Regions from separate parts of the Homo sapiens genome. Here region 2 is linked to region 1. A link is an interaction called in ENCODE POLR2A ChIA-PET data of the cell type or tissue named here. Cell type or tissue: OCI-LY7. All regions are shown on one strand.

Region 1 (4,000 bases):
AAGATAATGTGTGTTGTTGAAAACATCCCATTATTTTTAAGTAGGGAAAATTCCAGAAATTCTATCTATTCATCTCTCCTATCCAATAGTTCTTGTTTTCTATGTGAGGAAAAGTCTTCTTCTTGGAATATTTAAGAGAAAATATGCATGAGAAATATGTCAAGTCATTGCATGGATATCTACCAATGTCTGAGAAATGGCCCTTGACCTAGAGTTGCTTCCATGTTTGTTGGTGAGGTATGGTACAATACAAAGCTGGATATTTCTGTAAGTCTTTCATGCATGTACATTATACGTATGTGTATGTGTCTGTGCATTTGATGTGTGCCTGTGCATATGTATATGTGAGCATACTTGCATATGCGTGTATATGTATGTATACGTGTGTGGGTGTGCATGTGCGTGTGTGGACATGAGTGTGTGTGTGTGTGTGTGTACCATGTGTATACCATAAGTTCTGATTGCTGCTAAGGACCAGAGGCCGTCACTGGCTAGAACAGAAGGAAGAGTGTGGCCCTGAGAGGCAATGGCACCTGGGGGTAGATGGGGAAGTACAGACAAGGGTGTCCCTTGACAAGGAAATAAGTGAACTGAGGCACAAAGGCAGGAGGACCAAGAGGCTGCAGGATCCAGGGGAGATCACATGTGAATTAATCTACAACAGATTCCTGCATCCAAACCGGAACTAGGGCTTTGGGTAACGTCAGCCATAGGCTGAATAGTAGAAAAACATTGAGAATCACAGCTACACACAGGGGATTGGCATTACCAGAGAGCCTGTCTTCACTGCCCAGTAACATGCACGTGATTTACCACCTGTGCAGATGAGGCAGGGCCCACTGCTGCCACCTCCAAAGTTCCCAAAAAGAGCCCCCCACCCTCCAGTCATGTGAAGTGGGACTGCATCAGCTGAATAGGCACAGGCTGATCCCATTTAAATAATGATATGATTGTACCTCCCATTCTGCAGAGGAGGAAGCGAGGCTCGGAGAGGGGAAATAACTTGAGCCCGAGGTCACTCAGCTATAACAGATACTGAAGCAAGCCCCCGCAGCCTGTGCTGAGGGCATCTGTTTTGTGTTCTCCCTCTGCCCTGGGTCAGTGCCCATCCAGCCCTCAGCACAGCCTGGAACACCGGTGTCAGCTCTTAGTAGTTTCTCTTGGCTAAAGCGAACCCTAGAGGTGCACCACACGTAGCTCATTTTTATAAGCTCTGTAAATACCCTCTCCATTGTCTGAATATATATGGGTTTGAAAGATTTTAATTCCATGAGTACATGTTGCATTCTCTGGAACATTTCTTCACAGCATGATATGCTGGAGCTCCAGAGAAAAGGTAGGGATCAGGCCTCAGGGCCTCTCTTTCCTCCTCCTCTAGTGAGTGGTGTGCTAAGGAGGCAAACAGAGATGGAGGGAGTAGAGTGGGGAGAGTGGATGGTGTGGAGGGTCACCCACCGAAAGAACCGAGGTTCAGGCAGGGCCAGGAACTCTGCATACCAGTGCCGTGCTGACCAGTGCACCCTGAGGGTCACTGCAGAAACACACAGCAGGGCACCCTGGGGAGTGAGGCTGGGTCTTTCTCAGGAAACAGCAGGCCCCAGAGCCACAGGTTGTTTCCTGGGAACCCGCTCCTAAGTGGACTGCCCTTCGCTCCTGCCAGGCCTGGCTCCCTGACAAGTGGATTGCTGTAAAGAAACTTATTAGAAATGAGGGTGAAAATCCACTAAGGATCATCAGGGCTGCTTCCCCCTCACAGGTCTCCAGCATGCACAGAAAGTAAAGGTCTGATGCTTGGCCACTGCCAAAGGTGATCAAGTGGGACCAGGTGTCCAGAGGCCTCCTAGAACAGCTTCTGGAGGGGGAGAAGCAGGAAGGAGGGATGGGGCAGCCCCTGCCCAGCAGGGCATCTCAGCCCAACCGCAAGGACTTGCCTCTTCTTACCTTTTAATCTTAAAGATCCTTGAAAGAGATTTTCAATTTTCCTTCCTCAACCCAACAGACATGGAATGACAGTCTGAAGCTGCTTAAATTAAAAAAAAAAAAAACACATGGGAGGTAGGGTGGGGGCAGGGAGGTGCCAGGCACAGCCAGCTGCCTCAGTAGCTCCTTTGTTCTGCAAGGAGCCTTAGGGGTTGCAAAGGGCCCCACATCACCGAGGGCCCAGGCTGAGACAGAGACGGAGCCCCCACACACCACGGCACTGGCTGTGCACAGCCGCCCTCCTTTGATCACAGGTGTGTGCTCTGACTGTCATTCCACTTCAGTGACCACATAGAGCCTCTCTAGGAAGGGGACTCGACTCAGGGACTGTGACAAAGGACTGAGTGTCAGAGCCAGCTTTGTGGCCCAACACTGAAGGGATCCTCTTTCTCATTGGGAGGATTGCTTTCCTTTGCCATTCATCAGGACGATGAAGACGTGCGTGGTTGAAAGGACGCATGTGGAGCTCTGAGATGGGACTCACCGTGGGGGCCCGCTGGCTGGTGCTAGGAGGGCATTGGGAGCTCCGGTGCATTTGGATGCTCTTCAGCTGGGCACATCATTACTTCTTTTTTTTTTTTTTGAGACGGAGTCTCGCTCTTGCCGCCCAGGCTGGAGTGCAGTGGCACAATCTCAGCTCACTGCAATCTCTGCCTCCCGGGTTCAAGCGATTCTCCTGCCTCAGCCTCCTGAATAATTGGGATTACAGACATGCGCCACCACGCCCAGCTAATTTTTTTGTGTATTTTTAGTAGAGACAGGGTTTCACCATGTGGGCCACGCTGCTCTCAAACTCCTGACCTCAGGTAATCCACCCGCGTCGGCCTCCTAAAGTGCTGGGATTACAGGCGTGAGTCACCACGCACAGCCACATCATGACTTCTGAAACTGTTCCAGAAGAGAGGGCCCAAGCGGTCTGTTCATTACTCAGAATTATATCTGGAGCAAATAACAGAACCCCCCGCCTCCGCCCCCGCCCCCAAGTAACTGTGACTTAAAATGGAGACAGGTAGACATCTTTGATGTTTACAACCCAGTGTTCTGTGAGACTTGGGGCCCCTGGCTCCCTTCAGCTCACACTTCCGCATCCCTGAGGCACAGTGGTCACCCTGAGCTCAGGACGGTGTCAGCAGCAGGAGAAAGGGGTGCATGGAGATGGGGCACAGGCAGGCGCTGGTTGTCTCCTAAGGAAAACACCCCGCAACCTCCCGCAACTCTTCTGCTTAAATATATTATTGGCTGGAATTCAGTTTCATGACTTCAACTGCCTTCAAGAGAGGCTACAAAACACAGTCATTATTTTATTTTGAGACCCATCGTTCTGGCTAAATATCTAGCACCCTGGAAGAAATGGAGAAATACCAGCAAGCTCCATCACAGCCTCCTTCACCAGAAGTTTGTGCTTGTCACAAATCCTGTCCACAAATACAGCATCCTGCAACGGCTGCTGAGTTTCTTATCTCTACCAGAATTATCTTCCTAAAGCAATTGACTCATGTTCCTCCATGCTTTGAACCCTTCTGTGACTCTCCACTTTGGGAAGGAAGAATTGGAAGTTCCTATCCTGCCTCACAATGGCACAGAAGATTCAGATTGTGTGTTGAAGCTGCCCCACTTCCCCAAGCCACACTCACCCATTTCCTTCTCAGTGAGGCTCCGGCATTTTGCACCTACTACCACCATGGCTCTCATGAGATTATATCACATTGTTAAATTCCAGCAGCAAGTGGCTACTTGAACAAAATACAGACTCACAAGTAAGAAAGACACTGGCTGCCTTGGCTGTAAGACTACTGCATCCTAGAGGTAGATTGTCACAGCTGACCCTGGACCAACAATGTCCGCCTCCCCTCTTCCCAGCATCCTACTGCCCTTGTGTTACCTTGCTCTCTGGAAGGCAAAGTGGGTGAATTACACAGGCAGCAGGTGGCTAAGTCCTGTGTGCACAGTGTTAATGGATCTGGCAGGTTGATACAGCAGATGCCTGCACAGCCTGGGGACCAGGAAAAAGGAGTTTGCA
Region 2 (4,000 bases), 150 kb before region 1:
CATCATGCAAGTCATTTAGTCATTTGGAATTTCTGAGATTCTAGGCCTTTTGGTTCTAAGAAGGGCCAGGGTATTTAAAACATGGATTCTAGAACACAGTCAACTATGAGTATGGTCGAAAGCATTTGACTACCCTCTGAGTCCTCAGAGCCTACAAAATGTCACCAGGAATAGACTTTTCTTGAAACTTGTCAGATATCAGTTCCAAGCTTGTGAGGTTACATTAAATTCCCACAGACTGGAAGCATCCAAAGGCCAGGAGTGGTTGAGTCATCACCATTCCCCTTTTAGCACCTAAGCCAGTATTTCCAGTCTTTTGCCCACAGCAGGACTTTGAGAAATGGTAGATATAAAATTTCAAAAATCCTACACAGCTCCCTCAGAGGCAAAGACAACGAAATTATCCTGAGGGGCCCTTAGAAGGGGGCATATTTTGGAGTTATATTTTTTAAACACGTTAACTAGAACAAGCTCTATTTTGAAAATAAAATGCAGTTTAGATATATCCCTGAGCAACACAGCCTCTGAGGTTAAGAAATTAAATGTTACATTCCATTTTATACTCCTGGCGTTTATCAGAGAAAACAAATAAAATGTTTGTGAGCTTAGCAAGCATTCATTCATGTTTTGACCAACTGGTGAGTATCAGATACATATGTACAACCACCTGAAATTAGGAACAGGTATGTATGAAGGGGATTTGGCTTAATTGTTCATTTACCCTCTGTCACGAGTCTGTTTGGGGGACTGATGAGAAGACTATGGACCTTCCCACTGGAAGAAAATATGAGATGACCTCAGGGACAGGAGACACTCAAGGACCTCAATAGCATTTTTGTCTGTACCTTCATGTGACTTAGAGACGATTCTTCCTTTTAGTGCTGATTGCCTTCTATGTCTAACTGCTTTATCTGCGCAACTAAATTATTTGGCCCTTTGAAGGCAGGAAGAAAATCGGGTATTATGTGTGTGTCTCCTCCCCCAGCCCCTTCACAAGTCCTTCCATAATGGGCATTTGTTGGACTCGTAAATGAGGCAGGATAAGATCAGAGCATCAAAAAATAGTCTTTATGAGCCACCACCACCCTAAGCCACTTCGGCACCCAACTACAGAAACAGGAAGATACAAAAACTCTGGTATTCACTCCGAGCATACCCGAGGTTGTTATGGCACACATAGCAACACTCAAACAAATACAACAAATAAGAGGCAGCCTGGCACAATTGCTAAGGAGCCAGATTCTCTGGGCACAATCTCTCAGCTCTATGACCCTGGGCAAGTTACTTAATCTGGCTGTGCCCCAGTTTCCCCATCTATAACATGGGGATAATAGCAGCATATACCTGCACATAGTTAAGTGTTACATAAGTGCACCCTAAATAATAATTCACTGACAATAATGAGCTTAGACTAGACCATACATTCTCACCAATAGCAAAATTGCCCCCAAGGGAGCAAAAATTGGTTCTTAGAGGGGGAGGTGAAAAAACTTAGATATTACAATGATTTATAGCCCTCCAAAAAGGCAGTACTTAAACAGATGTAAAGTGTATCCATGGTACTTACAATCTAATGGGATGAGTAAAAAAAAAATGTTTAAAAAGCTTCCTTCAGGGGCAATAATAAAAAGGAAGTTCGAGAAACATTGTACAAGATGAAAAATTATAAGATTAGTCGTATTACAATTAGTCATGTATCAAACATTTTAATAACTTTGTTCCTTTAATTCACTATGTTTTGATTATATGAAACCAAATATGTTTTACTTCAACTGACCATCTGGGGTGGCAATCTACCATCTGATTACATCATTGTAACATTACATTCAGTGTTATCTTTCATTGAGATAATTCAGCTATTACTAGTCTCTCTTTGCAGATGGGAAAACTGAGGCCAAAGAGTGGTTTGCCTAAAAGTCACAACTTTAAAGGGGCAGAGTCACTGGGTTTTCTGGCTCTCAGTAAGGTGCTATTTGCAGCTCTAAGACTAGACAGAAAAAAAAAGTAGAAAGTAGAAAAATTGATTTAGATGTGTTTTGAGACATTCAAGCTAAAGGGGAAAGGTAGGAATGTTACATAGGCTATTTGGACATTTATTGCAGTTGGTATCTGGTACTATAGTTCATTATTTCATGCATAAAATATTCAAACGTTTTAGTGTTTAAAACAGATTATTGCACGCTGTAAGATAGGCAAGTGGACCAGCTAACTACTAAAATGCTGCCCACTGCCATGAATCTCTGAAATTTTCAGTATTAGGACTTGACTAGTCCTTTTAGAATGTACACATTTGTGTGTGTGTGTTTTGGATTGTGCATATTCAGGGAGAGGAGCCATATGAAATCACATTTCATCTAGCTGAAACTTAGGTCTCTAAAGCAGAGCTAAGCGAAAACAGAACAGTCCTCTGGGCCACCAAATTCAACATCACAAAGTTCACACGATGCCTAATCTCCATAGTTGTATAAAACTTTGAAATGCTCAAAAGATTTTTCAAATACATGGTCTCCTTTGATCACCATGCCATTTTTTTTGAGGGTCAGAGGACAGCCAAGGCTGTTTAATGTAAAGACGCAAACTTGAAGTTCAGAGAGTTTTGAGATGCCTCTACAGGCGCTGAGGGTTTATGTACCTTCTGTTCTGCGAGAGCATACCAGGTGCTAACTTAGAATGTGTTTTATTTTCACATACAGAAGTTGGTGACTTTGATGCTTCTGTCCTTACAAAAAGAGAAAACTTCTACAAACAGACACAAACCCAAGGCTGGAGGATTGCTTGAGATCAGGAGTTCGAGACCATCATGGGAAACACTGCAAGACCCTGTTTCTACAATTTTTTTTTAATCAGCCAGGCATGGTCGCACATGCCTCTAGTCCCAGCAACTTGAGAGGCTGAGGTGGGAGGATCGCTTGAGCCCAGGAGGTCAAGGCTACAGTGAGCTATGATTGCACCACTGCACTCCAGCCTGGGCGACAGACAGAGATCTTGTCTCTAAAAGAAAAAAAAAAAAATGCCCCAGAGTCAAAAATAAATTAACCCTATAAACCTAAGAAAACCTTACATGCTTGTATAGTTTATTGTCTTACACTGTGTCTCTAAATTTTTCATAGGCTTTAGCCCAGTGCCTAAATTAGTAACTCTTCATAGACTCTTGATTGATTAGATGAAACCAAATGTTTTACTCCAGCAGACCCATTCGAGTTAAATGAACAACAGCAAATATGGTGGCAAATCATACTGGAGAAGAGACTAGCATCATAATGTGCACCACGTTAAGTTCAGCTTGGTCTGGGAATGGCTTAGCCTTACTTGTGTAAAGCATGAACTATCTGCTGCTTCTACTCCCAATCCCTGTATTCTTGGAGAGCCTCTAAGTCTGCGTACTCAGCACACGTTGCTCTGCAGTGGCAAGGAAAATTTCTTGAAGCAGGGTCAAGGACACCAACCAAAGTCTGGAGAATTTATAGAACAAAAGATCAACATGGCTATGAGCTCATCCAGAATGAGCTACAGGACAGCAGGTTTAGGCAGGAGTCTCTGGGCATAAGAGGTCAATCAGTTGGCTGATCTTATGTCAGTGGGGACGGCCATACAGCGGTGGGCGCAAAACATCTCCCCCTGTGAGATAGCTGGATGAGCACAGTCTCCATCAGATGTGGTGTCCACAGGGTGCCCCAGAGATGCAGCAGGTGGTAAACTGTAAAGCTGTACTGCTGGCATTTAGACCAGACCTTTGTGCTTTTCTCTTGGAACTCGAGGGTTGAGCAACTCCAAAATCATCAGTAGAAGTAGATGCAAGCAGCACTTAGGTGGAACTCTTCATCTTGCGGAGGTGATGTCCACCCGTGATGGGTGGAAGAGAGCCTTGAGTCTCAGCGGAGGGTTTAGGGCTACGAGGAAACCGAGACCCCTTGAAGTCAGACCTTCTCCTGAGTATGAACTCTTATTTAGATTCCAGGTCTCCTCATCTCATTTTAGGGCCTCTTCCACCTCCACTTCC

What was found. ChIA-PET counts read pairs that join two places held together with the same protein. Peaks named below come from ENCODE experiments on the same cell type or tissue, not always from the same donor. Only the 100,000 strongest peaks of a DNase experiment are listed, where the experiment ranks them.
Region 2: POLR2A ChIA-PET joins it to region 1 with 12 read pairs; 2 of 35 experiments call an interaction of 5 or more read pairs at or near these places.

Annotation. Positions count from the first base shown.
Region 1 is chr18:10,295,544-10,299,543 of GRCh38, reverse strand. No RefSeq gene overlaps it. Among named protein-coding and RNA genes, the nearest start is that of LINC01254, 120 kb to the left of the region's middle. In OCI-LY7, no CTCF peak of the experiment used is centred here; DNase peaks (open chromatin) are centred at 1,013 and 2,233; H3K4me3 peaks cover 1,346 bases.
Region 2 is chr18:10,447,428-10,451,427 of GRCh38, reverse strand. No RefSeq gene overlaps it. Among named protein-coding and RNA genes, the nearest start is that of APCDD1, 5.2 kb to the left of the region's middle. In OCI-LY7, no CTCF peak of the experiment used is centred here; no DNase peak of the experiment used is centred here.